Linked DNA regions of Mus musculus: all the other regions are linked to region 1. Evidence: chromatin loops called from intact Hi-C (ENCODE). Cell type or tissue: heart. All regions are shown on one strand.

The links. Peaks named below come from ENCODE experiments on the same cell type or tissue, not always from the same donor. Only the 100,000 strongest peaks of a DNase experiment are listed, where the experiment ranks them.
Region 2: a loop joins it to region 1, with 3 times the contacts of the local background. A loop is called at or near these places in 7 of 42 quality-filtered maps.
Region 3: it touches region 1 in a loop (3-fold over the local background); 5 of 42 quality-filtered maps call a loop at or near these places.

What each region holds. Positions count from the first base shown.
Region 1 is chr6:30,043,775-30,051,774 of GRCm38, forward strand. Nrf1 (nuclear respiratory factor 1) reads left to right here and starts at 4,214. Exons shown (of 12, transcript NM_001164226.1): 1 at 4,214-4,339. In heart, CTCF peaks have their summits at 4,261 and 5,448; DNase peaks (open chromatin) are centred at 4,277 and 4,887; H3K4me3 peaks cover 2,988 bases; H3K27ac peaks cover 2,606 bases.
Region 2 is chr6:29,762,901-29,770,900 of GRCm38, forward strand. Ahcyl2 (S-adenosylhomocysteine hydrolase-like 2) reads left to right here and starts at 5,543. Exons shown (of 17, transcript NM_001171000.2): 1 at 5,543-6,006. The coding sequence starts at 5,638. In heart, a CTCF peak has its summit at 3,468 (motif pointing right); DNase peaks (open chromatin) are centred at 5,101, 5,431 and 6,081; H3K4me3 peaks cover 2,672 bases; H3K27ac peaks cover 2,057 bases.
Region 3 is chr6:29,981,230-29,989,229 of GRCm38, forward strand. It overlaps Smkr-ps (smal lysine rich protein 1, pseudogene), which reads left to right and starts at 4,100. Exons shown (of 2, transcript NR_040264.1): 1 at 4,100-4,237. In heart, a CTCF peak has its summit at 772 (motif pointing left); a DNase peak (open chromatin) is centred at 4,022; H3K4me3 peaks cover 1,792 bases; H3K27ac peaks cover 987 bases.

The DNA.
Region 1 (8,000 bases):
ATTTGTCGATTCTTTGTGTGTGTGTGTGTAATGATGCATTGATACATGACCTGGCTGGACTGCCTCTTTGAATGTTTGAATGTCAAAGATAGCCCTTGTCACCTCTCAATAATACGAGGAAGCTGACCTATACTGTCCCAGGAAAATGGAACTTACTTCATAGTTTCTCAAGTTGAACAGAATCTTATTCTGTTTTGGGGACGGGTATGGGGGGTGGTGGTGGTAAAATTTGCTCCCAGTCTGCCTCTACCTAGATGGGCAAATGAGATAGAGAGACATGAGTCTCCTTTAGATCTCAGTGGCTTAACTCATGTTTGATCCCCAGGAAAGTTGCACTGTTAATGTCTTAGCCCTTGCTCAACATTGTCAAAAGTGATCTGTCATACTAAGTTAAGCCTCAATGCTCAAAGAAGCCATTAGGATCATCTGTCTTAAATAAAAATAATTAGCCAGGCAGTGGTGGCACTCGCTTTTAATTCCAGCACTTGGGAGGCAGAGGCAGGCGGATTTCTGAGTTTGAGGCCAGCCTGGTCTACACAGTGAGTTCCAGGACAGCCAGGGCTATACAGAGAAACCCTGTCTCGAAAAACCAATATATCTTTATATCTATCTACCTATCTATCTACCTATCTATCTATCTATCTATCTATCTATCTATCTATCTATCTATATCTTGTAAAGGTGTCCATAGCATGGCAGGCACAAGGTCAGAAGACAACTTTTGGGAGTAGGTTCTCTGCTTCCGTAGTGTCGCCCAAGTCCAGGGATTGAACTCAGGTCATCATGTTTGCTTGATAAGCACTTTTGCCAGTAAAACATCCTGAGGTCTCCTCATCTACCATTTTTCTTTCTGTCCTTGGAACAAAAAGACAAGAATAGAAAAAGAATGCCAAACTTTATCATCTAATGAGCTCAGTCAGATCTAATCTCAGGTGGGTAAGGTGTCTTCCAGAATTTCATTGATAACCTAATCAATCAACTCAGAAATATGCAGAAGGACCCCGGAGAAATGATTGTGTAGGGCGGGTCTGAGAATCTGTTGACATAAGACTTGCATACAAAGGGCTTGGTGTGTTTGACCTTAGCAAAAACCAAACAAAACAAAGCACAAAACCCTCTGATCAAGAGGACTCCTACCAACACAAGAATCCCCATTCTCATGTCAGCCAGTTTGTCTTGGCGGCAGCAATTTCAATTTGTTTGGGTTGCTTAATGTCATTAAATCTTAAGACTGGGGCCTGGAGAGATGGCTCAGCGGTTAAGAGCACTGACTGCTTTTCCAGAGGTCCTGAGTTCAATTCCTAGCAACCACATGGTGGCTTACAACCATCTATAATGAGATCTGGTGCCCTCTTCTGGTGTGTCTGAAGACGGCTACAGTGTATTCATATATATAAATTAAATAAATAGAATTTAAAAAATTTTAAGACTGTACAGAACTAATATAAGGGTGATGAAAAAGTCATTTACAGCATTCATCCCATCATATTGGCCCTGGCAATAAGTATTCTGTGTAACTTGGTATTAGAATATTTGTAGTACAAACTGTCAAAAGTTCCACAGAAGTTAATGCTGTCTGACACTAAGGTTCTCTTGTGCTTTGTGAGTGGGTGTGGATAGCCATCTAAAAGCTCTGGTAGGGTCAGGATCAGGACTGGTTCCATCTCCATCTGAGTTGGGGCAAGTAACATTGGCATGTTTTGGCTTCTTCATCTGTCAAAAGGGACCATAGTAGTACTTACGTAATGGCCTCCATTGGAGAATGAAATGAGAGGGAGAGTGTAGGGGCTGGGGATATTGCTCAGTTGTTTGTTTGCCTAGCAAAACCCATGAGGTCCTGGGTTCAATCCCCAGCACACATTAACTGAGCATGGCAGCACAGGTCTGGTATCCCACCACTTGGGAGGCCAGGACAGGTCAACCTCAGGTGGAGGTTAGCTTGGGCTACTGAGGCCATTGTAAACAGAGAAGGGAGCTAATGCAGATGTCGCTGGTAAGTCCTGTATGATAAGGAAAGGCAAAGCAAGCAGGCTTGGGGGATGAGGGATGAAAGCCATGTCCAGACTAAAGGAGTAACAAGCTGTTCTGATGGAAAGTTCTAGCACGCGAGAAGACAGCCGTGAGAAATGTTCTGAGCAGAGGGGTAGTATTCCTTGATCTCTATGATCCAACAGCTTCCCAGTTCTTCTGTAGCCTGAGAGAGACGCAGCAGATGAAGTCAGAGATGGCACCGTGGGTGAGGACATCAAAGTTCTCAAAGCCACCTTCAAGGATTTTAGACGTTAGACATCCCAAACAGGGAAATAACACAACACAATCTGCTTTTTTTTTTTTTTTTTTTTTTTTTTTTTGAGACAGGGTTTCTCTGTATAGCCCTGGCTGTCCTGGAACTCACTCTGTAGACCAGACTAGCCTCGAACTCAGAAATCCACCTGCCTCTGCCTCCCGAGTGCTGGGATTAAAGGCGTGTGCCACCACGCCCAGCTACGATCTGCTTTTTTTTAAAAAAATGAAGAAAAGAGTCCATTCAAGTTGAAGTGTGCAGAAGGGGCTGGGGAGAGCAAGTCCAGGGTCTGGGAGCCAGTTCAGAGTCTAAGTGCAGCACCTCCACACGAAAGCAGCCTGGACCAAAGTCAGAAAGAGGCAACAACGCTTTAAAGATGTCATTGGATGGCCAGGCAGAGGGTCCATGTCTTTAATCCCAGAACTTGGAAGGCAAGGACAGGATAAAAATCTCTGAGTTAGAGGCCAGGCCAGTCTGGTCTTTATGGTGAGTTTCAGGCCATCCTGGGCTACATAGTTGAGACCCTATCTCAAAAAAAAAAAAAAAAAAAAAAAAAAATCATTGAGGCAAAGAGGAAAGAGCAGACATTATTCCTACAGGGATGGGTAGTGACAGTGATATCGGTTTGATTTAGAAAACATTAAGGGTGCCAGGCAGTGGTGGCGCACGCCTTTGATCCAAGCACTGGGGAGGCAGAAGCACGCAGATTTCTGAGTTTGAGGCCAGCCTGGTCTACAGAGTTCTTGGACAGCCAAGCCAGGGCTACACAGAGAAACCGTCTCTAAAAACCAAAAAAAAGGAAAAAGAAAAAAAAAGAAAGGAAGGAAGTAAGGAAGGAAGGAAGAGAAAAGAAACCGTTAAGGGAAAAAGGCATTCAGTTAAGCTGGGCAGTGGTGGCACACGCCTTTAATCCCAGCACTGGGGAGGTAGAGGCAGATGATCTCTGGGTTGGAGGTCAGCTTGGTCTGCAGAGTGAGTTCCAGGACAGCCTGGTCTACACAGAGAAATCCTGTCTTGGACTAAAAAAAAAAAAAAAAAAAAACTACATAAGACAAAGGTATCCAATTAAAAAAATGTTTGCTTATTTGTTAAGCTGTTTTCTGACACCATGTGGGGCATTTATCTAGTGCACATTAAATCTCCCAGAAGTGTTAAAAATGCAGATTCTAGGTTTCAGTTGGAGCTGGGACTCCCGGTGGTTCTGATGGGGGCTCCTGATGACATAACAAAAGCAACCCAAACTACCCCATGTCCCCAACCTTTCATTTTCCCACTGTCTGCTCACTTGTTAGGCATACTAGGATACCCTATTGCTTCATCTAAGCGCCGAGAAAGCAAGGGCAAGAACTTACTTTTTTATTTTTATTAAATAGAGCCTTGGTTTGCTAACAGGTGCACTTCGGAGCACCCATAACAGCATCCAGTACGGAAAGGGGCCCTTTAGAAATGTTGGTCTAAGGAACGAGAGAATAAATTACCATATTGCTTTGTACCAAAGTTCCCCGTTTACAGATCTGGTTGGGGCTTTGAAACAGAGAAACAAAGCGCATTTCAGAGAGGGGTCGAGGCGACTACGCAAAGGCGCGCCGAGTAAAATGTGGGGGAGCCGCTTTGGAGCGGAGGTCTCAGTTCCCCGCGCTCGGCTCCGAGCGGAGGGCTCCTTCGGATTAGCAACCATCTTGGGCGGCATGAACCACTTCGCCGCCGCGTCCGCGACTTGCTCAGCCGGTTGCCCTCCTGGTCCGGGCCCCGGCCAGCGCTGCCGAGCCGCACCAGAGGCCGACGAGGCGGCCGGGGGTCTCAGAGAGCGCCGCCGAGAGCCCCCTCCCCGGAGCCGCAGAGCCGTGCTGGCCTCGCCATCATGGCGGTCTCCGGGCGGGGAAGCCGAGCCGTGCGTCGCGTGCGTGCCTCCTCCCTCCCCTCCCCCTCCTCGGCGGCGGCGGCGGCGGCAGAGGCGGCAGCGCTCGCCATTGCCGCTGGTGGCAGGAGGCTGCGAGGAGCCGGCGCGGTCGCAGTCTCCACGGCGCAGGCCCACGGTAGCGCAGCCGCTCTGAGGTGAGTGCCCTACCGCGCAATCTCCAGCTATTTCAGCCCCGGCGCAGCCGCAACACGCCGCCCGCCCGCCGGCCGGCCGGCCCGCCCCGCAGCCGGCACCCTGCCGCCCCCGGCTCGGGGCCTGGGCCCCCGCCGGATTCGGCCTGCCTGGGGCGGGGGGCCCGGGCCCGGGCCCGGCCCAGCCAAACCGCCACCCCGAGGATGCGCAGGCCGCACTAGGCCCCGGGCGTCCTGGCGGGCTCGGTAGGGAGGCGGCTGCCCTCCCGAGAGCCCCAGGGTTCCGGCCTCCCCTACCGCCTCGGGTTCTCCCGGCCGCGGCCTCCTCCGCGCCGTGGAACCCCGGGCCTGGTCTTCCTTCTGCGGGCTCGGGAGCCGGCGGCCCGGGAGAGCGCGCCGGGCCCGGGAGCGGGAGGTGGGTGGGCTGCGCGGGACCGGAGCGGCGGCTCGGCGCTCGCCCCCTCGGCTCTTCCCGGCTCTGGCCCGCCGGTGGCTCGGTGCGGCCGGGCGGGGCGCGGGAGTGGCTGTCTCTGGCGGGAGAGGAGGCTGGTGGTTCGGCCGGGCGACCTCCGAAGCTTCCCTCCCGCCGGGGTGGCGTGGGATGGTTACCCAGGTGGACTGGGGGGCGCTGAATATGGCGCGCTGCCCACCTTCTTGCAAGTTGTGAGGAGGCGCCTAGGCGGCAGTTCGAGGAGGAGGAGGAGGGCGCAAAGTCCTTTTGTACGCAGAAATAAGGAGCGACATTGTGTTTTTCCTCTCCGGCGGAGATACCCACCGAGGGGCCTGGGTTCTTCCTGGGACTGGCGTGGTGGTCTCCGGGGGACAGGAGGGGGAGGTGGCGCACCCCTTAAGAAGGAACGGAGCCTTTGCCTCGGATAAAACAGGGGGTCTGGGGTGGTCTTGTGCTTGATTCTCTCCCACATCTCCCAGGCTTTCGTGGATTCGTGGGTTTGCCATTGCATGTTCTGTAGTGATGTCCACTGTTTCTCACCTGTTGTGTCGTTGCTGCTGGCCCCAAACTTTGTTCGGTGCATCTGACTACCCACCAGAACTTGAAAATGTTAAACATACATTAATGTTGTTAGAGCTTCAAAGGCTATCTGCTCTGACCAGTTGGAGGAGCTGTTAGCAGGTCATCCCCATCTTCCCTGCCATTAAAGTATCTTGTACTGATGATGGCTTATGTTAGAGTTGGTATCGGTTGGGCCGATTTTTTTTTTTTTTTAAGTAGGCAAAGCAAAACTTCCATTTTAGTGTTTAAATCTCCATTTATTGGAGAAAGTTGGTGGGAGTGAACCTGTCAGTTGGGACAGTGCTCTGTAGGAGAATGGGGACAGCTTTTGTCCTTGGAGGAGTGGTCCTTTTTGGTCCTTTTTCCAATCTTCGGCAGATCCTTTTAAATGCCTTTTCCTTTAGTCATAAACAGTAAGTTAATGGATTGTTCCTCACTCCGGGGAAGAGAAGAGGGGTGACATATATATTAAATGAGTGTTGATTTTGCTTTTTCATTTAGTTATGTCCTGACTCCCTAACATTGTTTGAAAGTTCTTGACAAGTTACCCTATAAAGTAGTAGAAATATGGCTAGTTAATGAGTACAAAGTAAGTGTATAATCGTCATGTGTAATGTGATGTAGTGACTTAATTTGGGTGCAGACTTAACTGTAATTTGTTGAGTGTAGATTTTTGGGAAGGTGTTACCCTTCCTCTTTATTTTTTTGTGCTTTGCTGGGGAATCTAACAGGGCATTGGCCATGCAGACCGTTTGCTGCTGAAATACATTGGCAGCCTTTTGTTGTTTGTTTGTTTGCCTGATAGGAATTCGACTGTTGCTAACAATTGGGTACCTAACCCACATCGAAACAAAACAATAGTCTTTTAGCCCACTTTATTTAAAATCTTGATTTCATTATAATCTCAAACTCAGCATACAGAAGGGGAGAAGAATTTTTGTCTACTAGTGAGTGGTTTATATTCTCATTTAACCAGAACCAGCCAACTCAAATTAGGTGTTTTCACAAAAATACCGGAATTATAGAAGGATTATAAAAGGGATTTCCATTTCCCTCGACACTCATACATATTTCAGTGGGACCTAAGGTTGTGGGTTTTCTGTTTTATTAAGGTATAATTACACACCCGTTGCTAATTTAGTTAGGGAGGTGAAGGCCAACAATCCTGTGATTTAAATTTGTGAATTGTCTTTGCTGATGTACTACATTTTTAACCAGACCTGGCTTGTCTGTACAAAGCATTTTATAGGAAACAAAAGCAAGCATGTACCTTTTAAGGGAAAATTAAGGTTCTTGTGTGTGTATGTATATATATATTGACAATGTGTAGCCTTGGTTATCCTGAAACTTGCCTTGTAGATCAGACTGGCCTCAAAGGATCTGCCTGCCTCTGCCTCTAGAGTGCTGGGACTAAAGGTGTGTACCACTCCACCCAGCTGGCATTTTATATCTTTTTATTTGCAATAAGACATTTAGTAAATGTTGGAATAATAGTGACGATGAACAGCAATTACTGAAGTTGGGTTTTGTTTCTGAACAAAAAAATCAGCATAGAAAGGCATGTTGATTTATTTTTGCTTAGGATGGAGGTGGTGGGAGATAAACTGTTAGTCTTGAGAAGTAGACTCCAGGAAGCGAACCTGTCAACTCCTGTCAGGTTCTTAGACACGCTCAGTGCTCCACACTGACACACACTTGCTCACCTACTCAAACTTGGAGGTGTGCCGTTGTACTTCACAAACGTCTGCTCTCTCCTCCTGACTTGGGAAGTTTCGTCTCTCCAAAAATGGCATCTTTTACTTTAGGTGTTTGTGACTGGATGATGCTGATTATATATACATGTACGTATATGTATGTGTGCATGACTATAATTTGAAAGATCAATCTCACGCCAGCCTGTTTGGGACCTGGTGGTATATATCAGTGGTAGAGTGTGTGCTTAACTTGAGGAAGGCACTTGATTCAATCACTATCAAGGAGGAGGAAGAAGTAGTAGAAGTAGGTTGTTTAGAAATCTAGTGATTTTTTTTTTCTGCCTGTGTATTATGACATCACTTCTTATTTGTGAGTGTTTGGCCTGCATATATGTCTCTGTACTACTTGCATGTCTAGTGCTAGTAAAAGTCAGAAAAGGGCATCACACCCTTGGAGTTGGAGTGGCAGGCAGTTGTGCATGTGAGTACTGAGAACTAATTGGGTCCTCTGGAATCCACAAGAGAGCACCATCCCCTGGAGCTGAAGTTAGCGGGTGCTCCTGATCTACCCAGCAAGAGTAATGTGCTGGGAAGTGGTCTGTGCTGCTTTGGAAGAGTAGGCAGTGCTCTAAACGGCTGAGCCATCTCTCTAGCCTGTTTTTGTTTGTTTGGATTTTCCTTTTTAATGTGCATTGGTGTTTTGCTGCGTGTATGTCTATGGAAGGGTGTTAGTTTCTAGAGTTAACAGATAGTTGTGAGTTGCCCTGTGGGTGCTGGGATTTGAACCTAGGTCCTCTGGAAGAACAGTCGGTGCTCTTGACCACTGAGCCATCCCCAGCCCCCAAAACTGTTTTGTGTTGTTTTGATGTATATGAGTGTTCTGTCTGCATGTACACTTACTGCATGCCAGGGTTGGGGCACCAAATCCCATTACAGATGGTTGTGAGCCACCAAGTGG
Region 2 (8,000 bases), 280 kb before region 1:
CAATTTTGGCTTCCTGCTGTCCTGAGAACTACTTCCCCACCAGCCCTGCCTTCTGCCTTACCTGGGTTCTTGGGTTTTCCTACCACACTCTCAACCTTAGACTTCCTGTTCCTACTTCTATTGGTTCCAGCTTCTTTTTTATTTTATGTTGACTTCAAGGATGTCTGTGTGAGGGTGTTGAATCCCCTGGATCAGGAGTTACTGTTGTGGGCTGCTATGTAAGTGCTAGGAATTGAACTCAGATCTTCTGGAAGAGCAGCCAGCCCTCTGAACAGCTTTTCCAGCCCCTGGCCCTAGCTTCCTTACAGCAGGCTGCACTGCCCTAACCATTCCCCTGCCCACTTGAGCTTTGAGTGTAAAAAATTGAAAAGACATGGAAAATCATAAAGAACAATAGACAAACAACCAGGGCTGGAGAGATAGCTCACTGATAAAACACTTGCCTTGCAAGTGTGAAAACCATGTAAAGATGCCGGGCAAGACCAACCAGATGGCTCAGAAGATAAAGGCTTCACTACCTGAGTTTGATCCCCAGAGTCCTCAAGGTGGTATATGTGTACCCATGTGCACACATATAAACATTTTTATTATGTTTATTTGCATGTGTGTATGCCCATGTGTCATGTGGTTTTCATAGGACAGCTGCCAGGAGTCAGTTCTCTGATTTTTAAAAAGAACAGTCTGTATTTCTTGGATTTCTTTCTACTGTTTGTTTTGAAACAAGGGCTCAGGTCTTGTTTTTTGGTTTTTTTTCAAGACATGGTTATTCTATGTAGCCCTAGCTGTCCTAGAACTTGCTTTGTACCAGGCTGGCCTCAAACTCAGAGATCCTGAGTGCTGAGATTAAGGCATGAATCACTGCCTGGCTTAGGTCTTGTTATATAGCTCAGACTGGCTTGCAGTTTTGTGTGTATGGCACACTGGCCTTAATTCTCAATTCTGCTTCAGCCTCTGATAAGCTGGTATTACAAGCTGGCACCTCCATGCCTGCCTGCTTCTTCTTTCTTCTTTCAGATGCAGTTTTACATCCACAAGCTCAGTTCTCTTCTTGTACCACATGGGTTCTGGGGCTTGAACTCAGGTTGTCAAGCTTGCTGGTCAATGCCTCTACCTGCAGAAGTGTTTGTCTTGCCAGTCCCGTCCCGTCCCATCCATCCACCCACCCACCCATCCACCCACCCACCCATCCATCCATCCATCCATCCATCCATCCCATCCATTCACCTATCTATTTTTGAGACTGGGTCATGCTATATAGCCAGAATGAACTCATATTCTCTATGGAGTTCTACTCTAGACATTGGAAAGATACTCTTTTTGTCTACAGAATTTTGAAATTCCACAATGGTATAAATCAACAGAGGTCTGTTGTCACATACTGTGCTAGGCATCTAGTGGCTCCTTTCCTATTCCTGCTCTTACCCGGGTTTTATACACAGCAGGCAAGTCCTCTACCACTGCTATGTCCTAACTCCTTCCCTATTTCTTTTGTCCTTCTAAAATCTGTCCTTTTATTAATTGGGCTTAGTGAGCAGGTTATCTAATTTATGTACTTTTCACATTTGTGAGTTTCAAATGGGTACTTTGTCTCTATCGTTTCCACCCTACCCTCTTGTAATCTTCTGTGGTTTTGTATTTCCTTATGGTAGTTTTAGGAATGGAACCCAGGCCTCTGAGCATGTGCAGCAAATGCTCTGCTGCTGAACTGTGCCTGCAGCTCTGCTTTTGAGATGTAAAGAAAAGAATGTGCTCACCTAAAGAAATGGGGGAAAAACTAAGGAATGCTACAGCTGTTCAATGCATTGAATGTATTATGCCAAAATATACATTAAACTGCATGTAATGCATATAAACTACCATTTTCAACATCTGAGCAAAAGATAGAAAACATCTTTTGTATGCAGAAGTACACACACTGTGATCTCAGCACACCTGGGAGGTTGAGGCAGGAGGACTTGCTGAAGTTTTGGGCTAGCTTGGTCTAAATGCTAAGTTCTAGGCCAGCTAGGCTGCACAGGGAGATTCTCACCTCAGCAAACAACCTCCACAACAAAAAATCTCTACTTACAGTTTTCTAATGAAAAACAAAATCTGCTAGCAGCTTTCATTTAACCTGTGCTGTCGTTTTCTGGATGTTTATTCCTTGAAACTGTATGCTCCTTCACAAAATCAGTATTGTAAATCGCCAAGTGAGTTGATGGTAGTGGGACACAGTCTATATAGCCTAGCAGGCTTTATTAATGTTTCAGTCTAGCCCAGGGCATCCTCGAACTTACAAATTCTTCTTCCTCAGCTTCCTGAATACTGGAATTATATGTGTGCACTACCAGTTGTTTTACAATTTAAACTACGTTAGCCTCTACCTCTTTTCTTGTGTTGCTGGAGATGGAACCCAGGGCCTCATTGCATGCCAGGATTCCTACGGCATCTTGCTTTCACCTTAGAGGTTTGCTTCACATGTCTGGTGACTGGCTATCTGCTCACGGCGTGGCACGAGGTGTTCCCTGGAGGACGGTCATCACTGCTTGTGATCTGGCTGGCCCATTTCCTTGGAGAATTCCTCAGCATTAGTTTCTTTGTTTTCTCTCTTGGACCTCATGGACCTCATTATTGTCTGCCTGGCTCCTGGAAGCTGAATGAACCAGACGAAGGAAAAAGACCTGTAGACCTAAAACGTCTTTTAATATAGTTAATAGACTTGCGTGTAATCTTCCGGTTTCTAATCTAGTAATTCCACCTTCGAGTACACTTGGTTTGCTTCAGCAACAAAGCTGTGCCTCAGAAGCAGCAGATGAGTAAGATGGAGCTAGAAAGCCCGAAGAACGTGGTCTGACTGTTGGTTCCAGGCAATGTTAAAATCTGGGGAAACAGGGGCTAACATCTGTCTCTTTTCAGGGCTCAAACTCCTTACGTTTCATCACCACATCCCCCTGAAGGATCGGCTCTTCTGCTCAGTCATCAATCCTCGTGGCTGGCCAGGTAAGCAGCTGCTGGGTATGAGTTCCTCACATGCCAGGTGGCTGCACTGTAGCTCCCTCGTGCATTGGGGGAAAGGAAGAAATCAGTTATAAAGTTGTTAGCCCCTGCCCAGCAGCTGGAGGATGAAGCTCTGGGCCATTTCTTCGTAACAGGAAGGAAATGATCAAAACCGGACATGTGAGGAGAAAGCCTAATAAGCTCTTGTGTCTGGCAGACTTTTGGGTTCTGTGGAAATGGCAATGCTCAGGTGCCTTCCAGCATAGACTTAGAGACCGGGAAATGACAGCTCCTAAAGCTCCCACATGAAGAGACTTCCACGGTACTAGAAGGATCATGACAGGAACTCAAGCAGGCGATTTCTCCGTTTGTCTCTGTCTTTTTTTTTTTTTTTTTTTAAGGACAATTTTTTTAAAGATTTATTTATTATTATATGTAAGTACACTGTAGCTGTCTTCAGACACTCCAGAAGAGGGCGCCAGATCTTGTTACGGATGGTTATGAGCCACCTTGTGGTTGCTGGGATTTGAACTCTGGACCTTCGGAAGAGCAGTCGGGTGCTCTTACCCACTGAGCCATCTCACCAGCCCCCGTTTGTCTCTGTCTTATTCTTGCTTAGAAAAAAGTAGCTTTTCCAATGACAAGCTGGCCGGTAGTCCAAGGGAGCTGTTAGGGCTGCAGTCACTTTTTGAACAGCCACAAACCATAATCCTCTTTGCCTCAGTTTCTTTAGGAATAAAAAAGCCTACCTCATAATATGCTAAAAGTCAACCACATCTTAGTGCCCTTTTCCCCCTTTAGGTAATATTCACATAAAAATTTAAAGAATGTGCAACTAAAATAATTTTTAAGCTTATGCATATGTGTGTGTCTGTAGGACAAGAGGGTGTCACACCCCCTGGAGCTGGAGTTGCAGGTGGTTGTGAGTTGCCCAATGTAGTTGTTGGGAACAAATTACAGCAAGGGCTCATAAATTTTGAGCCAACTCTCAAATCCCTAGAAAGTATGGTGTTGTCTCCTACTTTTTAGTCTAACTTCCTTCCTCCCTCTTTCTGTAATGTATATGTGTGCTCTAACTGCTTGTACATCTGCAGGTCAGAAGAGGGCATCAGATCACCACTATAGTTGGTTGTGAGCCACCATGTGGTTGCTGGGACTTGAACTCCAGACCTCTGGAAGAGCAGCAGATGCTCTTAACTGATAAGCCATCTTGATGTTGTTATATGCCCCTTCCCCTTCCCCGCCAGGGTATCTCTGTGTAGTCCTGGCTGTCCTGGAAATTGCTCTGTAGACCAGGCTGCCTGCCTCTGCCTCCCAAGTGCTGGGATTAAAGGCTTATGCCACCACCGCCTGGCTTTTAGTCTGATTTTTAAAATTATAAGCATTTATTTCCTTTTATCATTAAAAGACTATTGGAGAACTCTTCTTAAAAGAAAAAAAATTCTATCATCAGTAGAACATTACTTTCAGGTAAGTTTCTTCTTTTTGTGACAGGCTTTGGCTAAGCAGTCAAAGCTAACCTCAACACATTTCTGATTCTCAGGTCTCTGTCTCCTGAGTGTTGGGCTTACCACTATGACCAAATGGTACGCAATTTTATTTTATTTTTGTTATTAAAAATAAAACTGGCAGCTGGTGATCTGGTCAAAAGTTAATTGAATTTGTTGCTCATTTAGAGGGCCCAGGGTAGATTCCCAGTTCTTTTCTGGTCCTTTAATTACATGTGTGCGGTAGAATTAACTTTTTTTTTTTTTTTTTTAAAGACAGGGCCTTGCTTCATAGCTCAGCTGGCCTCGAACTATTATCACTGGTGACGCATACACTTCAGATGTTCAAATTATTACTGCGTACTCCACCATACCCTGACGAGATTTCTTTCTTTGGGGATTTGATTTTAGTTACTTAATTCAAGAGTACGCCAGAAAGCATGACAGCAGGAAATGGCTTATTTCTTTTCTTCTAGAAACCAACCCACTGAAGAAAGGCTCGGAACGGAATGGAGAAACCCCATGCCTTCTAGCCTGGAGCCGGAATTCATCTCACCTGACCTGCCGCTTTTCCTTTAAAGGCCGCCCACGTGATAGCACACATGCGCACACTCCGGAGGAAATTCACGCCGTCAGGGGAGCGAGTCATTCTTGCCCCCCACTTTCCCTGGGGTTTCTGGCATTCCTTTCCGGAAACCACAACCCCTCTGGAGACATTCTCCTCATCTATTCCGTCGCGTCATCCGTTTTTATACTTTTCTGTTAGTCGCTGTCCTGGGAGTTCCCTCTCCATCAAAAACTACTTTCCGGAGGAGGGACGAAAGGACTACAACTCCCAGGGGACTCTGCGGCCTATCCCCCACCCACCCCCCCGCGAGGCGAGCGCAGTGCAAGTTGGTTGCTGAGGTCCCACGGTCTTCTAGTCGCGTGCAACCCGGAGCAAGCGCACTACAGGTTCTGTGGCGCCTCGCGCGTGAGTCAGACAGGGGTGGGGCGAGGCTCGAGAGGCCGGGCTGGCGGCGAGCGAGCGGGCGGGCGGAGGAAGGGGGTGGGAGCGGAGGCGATGGAGGGGAGGAGTGGGGGTATGGGGGAGGGAAGGGGAAGGGAGGCGGGAGGCGGGGCCGAGTGGGAGCTGGTGCGAGAGTCAGAGTCGGCGGTTGCAGTGGAGGCGGTGATGTCGGTGCAGGTTGTGTCAGCAGCGGCAGCCGCCAAGGTGCCTGAGGTGGAGCTGAAGGATCTGAGCCCCTCCGAGGCGGAGCCCCAGTTGGGACTGAGCGCGGCGGCCGTGGGCGCCATGGTACCCCCAGCGGGTGGCGGGGACCCAGAGGCTCCAGCTCCGGCTCCCGCGGCGGAGCGGCCCCCGGCCCCCGGCCCGGGCTCGGGGCCCACCGCGGCTCTGAGCCCTGCGGCCGGGAAGGTCCCTCAAGCGTCCGCCATGAAGCGGAGCGACCCTCATCACCAGCACCAGCGGCATCGCGACGGCGGCGAGGCCTTGGTCAGCCCCGACGGCACGGTCACCGAGGCGCCGCGCACGGTCAAGAAGGTACTGGGGTCGGGCTGCCTCGCTTCTCGGAGAGGCGGGGAGGGCGGGCACGGGAGTGGCGGCCCTTCAGGGCACGGCGGCACCCGGTTCCACACCCTCTAGATCGTGGAGCCGAGAGTCTTCTCCCACCCTTGAACCCGCTCTTAGAGCGGCCGCCACCCGGTGCTCCGCTGCGAAGCGAAGCCTCTAGGTACCACGGGCGTACTTTACTAATAACATGGAGGTAGCGCCCTTCACTACTACTTGAACGAGGCAGGGGGAGGAGAAGCACCTACTACTACACCCGGCGCCTCCAGCACACTCCCGCGTGTAATTTTCCGGACTGTTCGGTGGCATAGAAAAACCTTCCCTCCAGCGATAAGGATAGCAAGATCTTTTTCCTTGGAGAACGAGGAAGCTGTAGTTAGCTCTCTCTCATGAGAGCTCGGGAAACCCTCTGAGTTGCCTGGCTTCTGTACAGATGATGACTTTCTGCCTTTCTGTGGCCAACAGCTCTCCACAGGGTAGTACTGATCTGTGCCCTTCCTTTCTAGCCATTGCAATTCTCTTGTACTGCGATTGTAGACCGGTAATGGAAAGATGCTTCATTCACCCTGAAGAGGGCTGGTCTCTAGGATTACCAGATTGTACCTGAAGAGAATGCTTATTTTATTCATATCTTTATCGTGAGCAGAAAGTGTTAGGAAGAAATGCTTGCTACTTTGAGGAAAGTAATCGTTTGGGGCTGTCGGCTTCCTTCATAAATAGAAACGTGTAATGATGGTACCCCCGAATTATTTATATATTGGCTATACCCTTTACCCACTCCCCTCGTTTTTTCTCCCATTTATTGATGTCAGCACAAGAGGTAAAAGACAAGATCTGTGGATCATCTAAAAAAAAATGTGGCTTTCATTTCTTGGGAACAGTATGAACACAATGATTTACGTTTTTTCCCATTATAATGGGTGCATTTTGTTCCGTCAGAACAACAGTAAAAAAAGATATGAAGTGTACATTGGGTTTACTATGTAGAGTTTAGGTGAACCTTGGCTCCAGCAAAACATTTTGTTGTAATTACCTCATGACTTAGGGCAGTTAACTTTTTCATTTGGTAGTGCTAAATGATGTCAGAGGCAAGACTGAAGGAATTTAACAGTGCTTTAGGGCATGCTGTGTCCTTTGCAGTTTGGTGTGTTGTCCTCCCCTCTCCATGCAATTATAGTTAAATGGAGGAATTACACTTAAAAGATGCAGCCTGGGCTAGTGCTGGAAGTACTTAGGTCAAAATTAGGAAATCCAAAGCCTATTTCTCACTTGTTAAGATGGTTTGTAGCTTTGGCCAAATCTTTTTCTTGTGACTGTTTTTTTTTTTTCCCTAAAGTTTGTAATTTAGTTCTTTTAAGGGTAAAATGTTTAACAATTTACTTTTAGAGTGAAGTTTATACTTAGGTGCAGACCTAAGTTTGAACATAGTACTCCCTTCCCCAGATTTAACTTTTGAATAAGTCTATAAGGTAATTTCTCCAATAAAATGGGGGTACTAATTATGATTAAAGATTAAAAATGTTTATGGTCATCACATAGAACTTGGTACCTACAGTAGGATCTTAAACAATAACTTATTAAAATTTATTATTTCACTTCTCATTGCTTAAGTATATGTCACTGTGACCTTCTCTGAAAAAAATACACATATTAGTAGTAGTTCAATAGATTCTGTATAAAGAATTAAAAAAAAAGAAAAAAAAAAAAGAACCACAGGCCAGTACCCCAGAGTCTGTTATTGAATTCTAAATGTGCTTCTTGGACACTTTCCTTGTTGCTGAGCCACCTTCTTCCTGGCTTTTTAAGTATCAAAATCATGTTCCATGATTCTTGATTTACTCAGCAGCCTCAAGGCTATGAAGACAGGGCTGAGCTTGCCTGGCAATTATAATCCCACCAGAAGCCTGTGTTACCTGCTGCACTGTCAGCAGGTAAAGTCCTGCAGCTGTGTGGCAGAAGGAAGGGCA
Region 3 (8,000 bases), 63 kb before region 1:
TAGAATGACATCCTGTGTCAAAAACAGAGCCTGGGGAGAGGGTGCTGGGGAGATGGCTCGGTGGTTAGGAGCACTGACGGCTCTTCCAGAGATCCTGAGTTCGATTCCCAGCAACCACATGGTGACTCACAACCATCTACAATGTGATTTGATGCCCTCTTCTGGTGTGTCTGAAGACAACTACAGTAAGAGCTAAGATAAATAAACAAACAAACAAATAAATCTTTCAAATGTTTAAAAACAAAACCAAACCAAAAACAGAGACTGGGAAGATGGCTCAGTAGGTAAAGGCACTAACCACAAAGTGGACAGCCTGAGTGTACCCGCATGGTAGAAGGAAAGACCAACTCCCATAAGCTGTCCTGTGAGCTCCACATTGCAAATGCCCACACATACTTGCAAATAAATGATAAATAAATAAATAAATAAATAAAGGCATGGCCTACTAGAAGGTAGGTCATTGGCATTGAGGTAGGTCTTATTGGGCTAGAAGTATCACTCAGAGCTAGGTCCCAGCTCTGTAAGAAAGAAAAGTAGAAAGCTGGCCAGCTCATGTTTAGGTGGACATGGAGGCACATACTTGCAATCTCAGCACTCAGAAGGCAAAGAGAAAAAAATAAAAGGGAAAATTTATTATTATAAAGAGTGAGTCTGGGGCTGGAGAGATGGCCCAGCAGTTAAGAGCACTAACTGTTCTTCCAGAGGTCCTGAGTTCAATTCCCAGCAACCACATGGTGTCTCACTACCATCTGCAATCAGATCCTATGCCCTCTTCTGGCATGTCTGAAGATAGCAACAGTGTACTCATATCAATAAAATAAATCTTTATAAATAAATAATTAATGAGCCTAACCATTAAGTCTTTCTGGCACCCTCCCTCTTTTACCACATTCTGATGCATTCATGTCTTGATGACATCTGCCTACTGTTATGACCTCACAGAAGGAGAAACTGAAAGGATTTCTGATCTTTCAGTCTCCAAAACTGTGTGCCAAATAAATCTTTTGTCATCCCTTACCTTGGGTATCTTATTACAGCCACAGAAGATGATGGCTGTGTCTTCTGGTGACTTCTGAGCAGGAAGTAGCCCTCACACTTGGTAAGGTGAAGGGGACTCTACTTCCCACTGAACGTGGGGACAGTAAGTACATACTGTGCCTGCCTACATACAAGTGGCTGCTGCAGAGATCTGGGCTTCGTCTAACAGGCAGAGTATTGCTCCTGTTTGCCTGGCCTTAACCTTCAACGGGGCCTCTGATCAACAGGGCATTCAAGATCCAGAGAACACAGAAGCAGCAGCCAAGGGCATGACAGAATCACAACCCCCAGAGAAGAACGAGACCGGCAAGCATTTGTGGTGCTAAGAAGGGAGCTAGAAAAGCTGTCTGAGGGCTGGAGAGATGGCTCAGCGGTTAAGAGCACTGATTGCTTTTCCAGAGATCCTGAGTTCAAATCCCAACAACCACATGGTGGCTCACAACCATCTGTAATGAGATCTGATGCCCTCTTCTGGTGTGTCTGAAGACAGCTACAGTGTACTTACATATAATAAATCTTTTTTAAAAAGAAAAGAAGGGGCTGATGAGATGGCTCAGCAGTTAAGAGTGCTGACTGCTCTTCCAAAGGTCCTGAGTTCAAATCCCAGCAACCACATGGTGGCTCACAACCATCAGTAATGAAATCTGATGCCCTCTTCTGGAGTGTCTGAAGACAGCTACAGTGTACTTACATATAATAAATAAAATATTTTTTAAAAATAGAAAAGCTGAGTCATAGATATCAGTCACTGAACAGTTTTGAAAGTGAGTGACCCATGGTTTGGCCTGTGCTTTAAAATATGAAGGGATATAGAAGTCGGGGCAGCAGGATGTCAGGACTACAGCAGCCCAGGCAAAGACCATACAAGTGGGAACATGGCAGTGATCATAGGGACATTAGGCCAAAGGCAAGGGTGGCAGGGTGTGATGCCAGGTACATTGACGGTTTGGAGCTTCCTGGGAGTGCGAGCTGCTGTAGAGACCTGAGAACGTCAGGAGGCATGGGGGTTGGGAGATATTAGTGGTTCCTTCTCTTGCTTTCTCCTATTTCCATTTTGTATTGATCTATTCAGCTTATAAAGTGAGCATTTGTATATTCCCTCAGAATAAAGACTACCACTGTCTGTCTGAGTCACTCTTCCATGGCTGTGAAGAGACACCATGACCAACTTATAGAACAAAGCATTTACAAACTTTTTCTTTCTGGCCTCGCTCTGCTCTGGCCCTGCTCGCTCCTGCCACGCTTCTCTCCCCACCCCCACCTCGCTCAGGCATTTATTGGGGGGCTTGCTTACAAATTCAGAGGGTGAGCCCATGACCATTATGATGTAGAGCATCGCAGCAGGCAGGTAACCATGACACTGGAGCAGGAGCTGAGGGCTTACATCTTATCCATAAGTTTGAGGGAGGGGAGGGAGGGGAGGGAGGGATGGGTCTGGCACAGACTTTTGAAACTGCCAAAGCCCTCCTCCAGTGACACACCTCCTCCAGCAAGGCCACACCTCTTCATTCTTCCCAAACAGTTCCACCAACCAGGGACCAAATATTCATATATATGTGCCTGTGGGGACTGTTATCATTCAAAACACCCCATTGTCACTCCCAACGCAATGAAGTCTTCTAAACCTTGTATGTAGTCAAGAACCCACTTCACCATGGTACCACCATCACAAGTTGTTGATCAGGAAAAAAAAAAAGGAACAAATTTTGAAATGATCCCAGTAGAGATTAACCTTGGAAAGCTGCAAACAAAACAAAGCAAAACAAAACATTGAGATACAGGCAGGGAAAGGGGCTCACTCCCAATCCTTGGATTAGAAGCCAGTCCACAAAGGAGAAAACACAGAGTTTGCCATATCAAGGGATATATAAATCATGATAAAATTGCCAGACAAAACACAGTCTTGTCAGTGAAAACTCCAAAGGACATAAAGACTTGATTTTGAAAGTCATTTCACTAACCAGGCTGGAGAAAAGCTAGCAAAACCTACTATAGCATGTAAGGTCTTTTCAGGATTTTAACCTGCTTCTTGGTTCACCTGCCTCCTGCCCTGGGTTTACCATATCCGGCCCATGATTTGGACTGTTCCTGGTCGTTTGGGTTTTTTTGTTTGTTTTGTTTTGTAACGTTTATTTGTTTTTATTTTTTTGTGTGGTGAGTGTTTTGTCTGCATGTGTATCAGTGCACTGTATAGTGAGCTGCCTGGTGCCTGTGGAGGTCAGAAGAGGGCGCTGGATCCCTGGGACTGGATGGTTGTGAACAGCCCTGTGGGTGCTGAGAGCCCAACCTGGGTCCTCTGCAAAAGCAAGTGCTCTTTACCACTGAGCCAACTCTGCACCTATCACTTTTAACTGTGGCCAGCGCTTGCAATTCATACCCTTCCTCTTTGCTGTGTTCCCATCTTCCTCCTCCAACCTTTTTAGTTCAAGAACCTTGGCTCATATTGGGCACTGAATTCCCATGGCAAGCGGGAGTCAGGCACGCGACAGATATACAATATCCGCTTACTGAATAAAATGGAATGGCAAGTTCTAAAAAAATAAAAAAAATAAAAAAAAAACAATTGGAGTTATGCCCCCAAACGCATTCCCTTTCTGGGAGAAAAGGATGGACTCACAAGGTTAGAAGCTAATCCCACCCATAATGTACGAACCCTGCCCACTTTCCTCTCCTGAGGCCTGTACTAGACTCTTACAGACATTTCTTCTGTTATTCTCACCTCGACCCTCAGAGACCTTATTCTTGTTTATCAGAAGAAGTGAAAGAGTTTCTGAAGATTTCAAGAGACTGATTTAGCTTACACTCTCTCTAGCCTTTCCTTCCCAAAGACAAAACTGCTGATCTTGGCGGCCCGCCCCTTCCCCTCATGCCCCGCCCAATCGCACTGCCGGAGACAAAACTTTGCAACTTTGCTCCCAGTTTGAGTTCTTAATCATCGTCACCTCCGCGTAAACCGAATCGGAACACACAAACTGAGCTCACAAGGGCTCCGCCCAGTGCGGCATGCCCCGCCCCGGTGCCCTAGCAACAAATAAACAGTTCGAGGTTCCGCGGGGTTTGTGCACTCGAAAGCGAGCTGTCCGGGTGCCGCCCCGAGTGGAGTGAGCCGAGCCTTGCTTACCAGCATCTGCGCCTCCGCACACCGCGAAGGCGCCCAATTGGAGGTGCGGCCACGGCCGGGGCAGGCGGCACAACGCCGGTGAGAGCGCTCGCGGAGGCTAGGGAAGCACCAGGATCGGGGCCGGAAGACTGCGACGCCGGGGTGGGGGAGTAGAGGTGGGGGGTATGGGGAAGAAATGTGGGGCCTGAATTTCGAGACTGGGGACTGGTGTCACAATCACCTCAGCTGAGATAGAAATGACCACGGAAATACCCATCTTAAAGTGGGAGGTTCGCAAGCGCTCGCCATAGCCCCAGTAAGCCTTTGAGACCTAGGTCTTTTGTCGTCCCCACCGGTACAGTTCAACCCAGCGTATAGTAGGAGGGCTCATTCTGAGACGGACTTAAGATGGACTTAAGATGACCTGCATCTGATGGACAGCAGCAGCAGATTCAGGCTGTACCCTTTCTGTGAAACTGGTTTTAGTCCCTTGGTTCTGTGGGGTAACTTTTTTCACTCCTAGAAGATGCTTTGGCGTTTGGGAAATAGAGGAAGATCAGCAACGAGGTTTGGATCCCCCCAAACTAAGTACACGCCAATAAGGGACTGTTCAGGCTGCCCTGAGATGTATGGTGGAATTCTTTACATGTAATAAAGTAAGGTTGGCCTTGGGAGGAGGGAGAGGTGTCCACACTGCATCTAACCCCACCCTACCCTAACCCTCCTCCTGCCGGTGCCGTCCTTCCCAGCCTCATTTTTCTTTCTAGAGTGGCTGTGGTTTTGTTGCCCCTGTCCGCAGCCCTCAGGGACACGCTGTTCTCTTCACTGTTGAACTTGCTGCTAAGCATGCACTGGGTAAAGGGGCCTCAACTTCTTGCACAATTATGGTATTACCATCTCTGCTTAAGGAAAAGTCTTCCCCGAACTAGACGGATGTTGCTCTCCTTGCACCTGCCCTATGGCTGCTACTAGTCTTTTTATCTCCTAGAGTAGAAATACCTCCTGGTCCCTCCTGTCCTGTAAGTACCCACAGCCCTTTGCACCACGCTTGAGGTGTCCTGCCTGTCTTGCTTTCCTTTAGCCTGCAGTTTGGGATGTGTTTAGTAAGCCTGCGGTTCTAATGTTTTCTTCTGGAACTAAGTATAGTATTAAGTAAAGGTGCCATCTCCTGACTTGTTTCTCGGCTTCTACTCTACTGCTCTTCTTTTTCCGGATCCAGGAAAATGAAGAATAACTTACAAAGCCCTCGAAACTAACGGCTTCTTCCGGCTCTTTGTATAAATGTCCAGCTTGTTAGTTTACAGAGGCTGAAGGCCAAAGCTGCTCTTCACTTGCTTTCCAGACCTGATCGCCCCTCCCCCTTTCCATCCCACCCTGCCCTACTCCCCATTTGCTTGTGGACAGCCACTCTGATCTTGGTTGGTCCCTTTATCTTTGCATAGCCTCTCCAACCGCAAAGTGTCTGTATTTATTTCTTCAGGTGGCTATGACCAAACACCTGAAACAACAGTTCAAGAGAAGGAGGGCTTATTCGGGGTCACACTCAGGTTTCCGTCTCACGTAGTGGAGAAGGCAGAGCTTAGGGCAGCGGAGAGTCCAACAGGGAAGGTCAGAAAGCAAAGAGGGTAGGGCCAGGTGAGACCCACCCCTAAAGACCTACTTCTGCTACCTAGTTCTACCCCCCTAAAGTCTCCTCAAGGCCCTCTTGGGAATAAACAATCAACATGTGAACCTGTTAGAGACATTTCATATTTGAACCAACACACCCATCTGATTGTAATTCATTATTCATTTAGCAAATGGTTCATCCATTCGGTGTGCCAAATAATAGTTTAGGCTAAGGAATTCAGTGGTAAACTCACAAACCAACCCTCTGGGTTCCTCTCAGTTACTATTAATTATTAATCACTATTAAGTAGTTGGAATGGTTTTAATGAGACTATCCTCCATAGACACAGATATTTGAACCCTTGGTCCCCAGTTGGAGCACTATTTAGGGAGGTGGTTGCAGCTCTGGAGGAAGTCTGTCGCTGATGGGGTGTGGGGAGTGCCCTGAGATCTCCCAGACTCCCCTCCCACTTCACTCTCTGCTTCCTGCCCCGGCCACGCCTCCTCAGTAGGAAGTCTGTCTCTGTAGGGCAAAAGTGAGCTCCTCCATAAATTGGTTTTGGTCATAGTGTTTTATCACAGCCAAAGAAAAGTAACCATATATAGTAGTTAAAAACAACAAACAACAAACCCTAGGGTGAGGGGCCAGAGAATGATATTTCAAGGCAAAGGCCTTGTGGGTAGTGTCTTAGTCAGGGTTTCTATTGCTGCACAAACATCATGACCAAGAAGCAAGTTGGGGAGGAAAGGGTTTATTCAGCTTACACTTCCATACTGCTGTTCATCACCAAAAGAAGTCAGGACTGGAACTCAAGCAGGTCAGGAAGCAGGAGCTGATGCAGAGGCCATGGAGGGATGTTCTTTACTGGCTTGCTTCCCCTGGCTTGCTCAGCCTGCTCTCTTATAGAACCCAAGACTGCCAGCCCAGAGATGGTCCCATCCACAAAGGACTTTTCCCACTTGATCACTAATTGAGAAAATGCCTTACAGTTGGATCTCATAGAGGCATTTCCTCAAATGAAGCTCCTTTCTCTGTGATAACTCCAGCTGTGTTTTTCGTTTGCTCGCCGTTACCTGATACGCTCGGCCATCTAGCGAGCTCTCAGACTCGATGTGTGTTGTGTATCTTGTAGGTTTTGTATATGCCTGATGTCTAACAATGCTGAGAGTCCGTTCGTGTGCTCATTTCCCCTGTCTCCTTTTCAGGAAAGTATTTATGTAAATAGTTTGCTGATTGTTATTGGGTGGTTCTCTTAACTGTTGTGTGTCAGGCACTCTTTACTGGGGATGTAGACCTTTATCGTTTGCTTTAGAAGTATTTTTTCCCAGTCTCTGGCTTAGCATTTGTACTGGCTAGTTTTGTGTCAACTTGACACAGCTGGAGTTATCACAGAGAAAGGAGCTTCAGTTGAAGAAATGCCTCCATGAGATCCAACTGTAAGGCATTTTCTCAATTAGTGATCAAGGGGGAAAGGCCCCTTGTGGGTGGGACCATCTCTGGGCTGGTAGTCTTGGGTTCTATAAGAGAACAGTCTGAGCAAGCCAGATAAGGCAAGCCAGTAAAGAACATCCTTCCATGACCTCTGCATCAGCTCCTGCTCCCTGACCTGCTTGAGTTCCAGTCCTGACTTCCTTTGGTGATGAACAGCAGCATGGAAGTGTAAGCCGAATAAATCCTTTCCTCCCCAACTTGCTTCTTGGTCATGATGTTTGTGCAGGAATAGAAACCCTGACTAAGACAGCATTCATCTCTTAATACCTATTGGTAAGCAGACATTTTACATTTTGACTGCGAGCTCAGCAACTTGTTCTTCAGGACATGTTACACGTTACATATTTTTCTGCTGCTATGATTGAATACCGTGGCAAACCTTAGAGGAGCAGGGAGTGAACTCAGCCAGGAGTCAGGAAGAGAACAAGTGGGTCCCTGCTGTAAAACCTCAAAGTCTACCACTCTGCCCACCCTGCCCGCCCCGTAGTGATATGCTTGCTCCAGCAAGGCTCCTCCCCACTTTCCACCTACAGGAGGAGGGGTCAGCATCTGTCCCAAACAGCCCCACCAGTGGCTGGGAACCAAGTGTTGAAACACACAGACCTATAGGGATATTTCGTAGTCATGAGCTGTGGTTCTGATATTATCCTCAAGAGGAAATGTTTGCCAAACTGAAGGCCATAGGTCTCTAAAGGTTTGTAATTTGGGGTTTTATACTTAGGCCTATGATCAATTTTTAAGGGTTTTGTTTGTTTGTTTGTT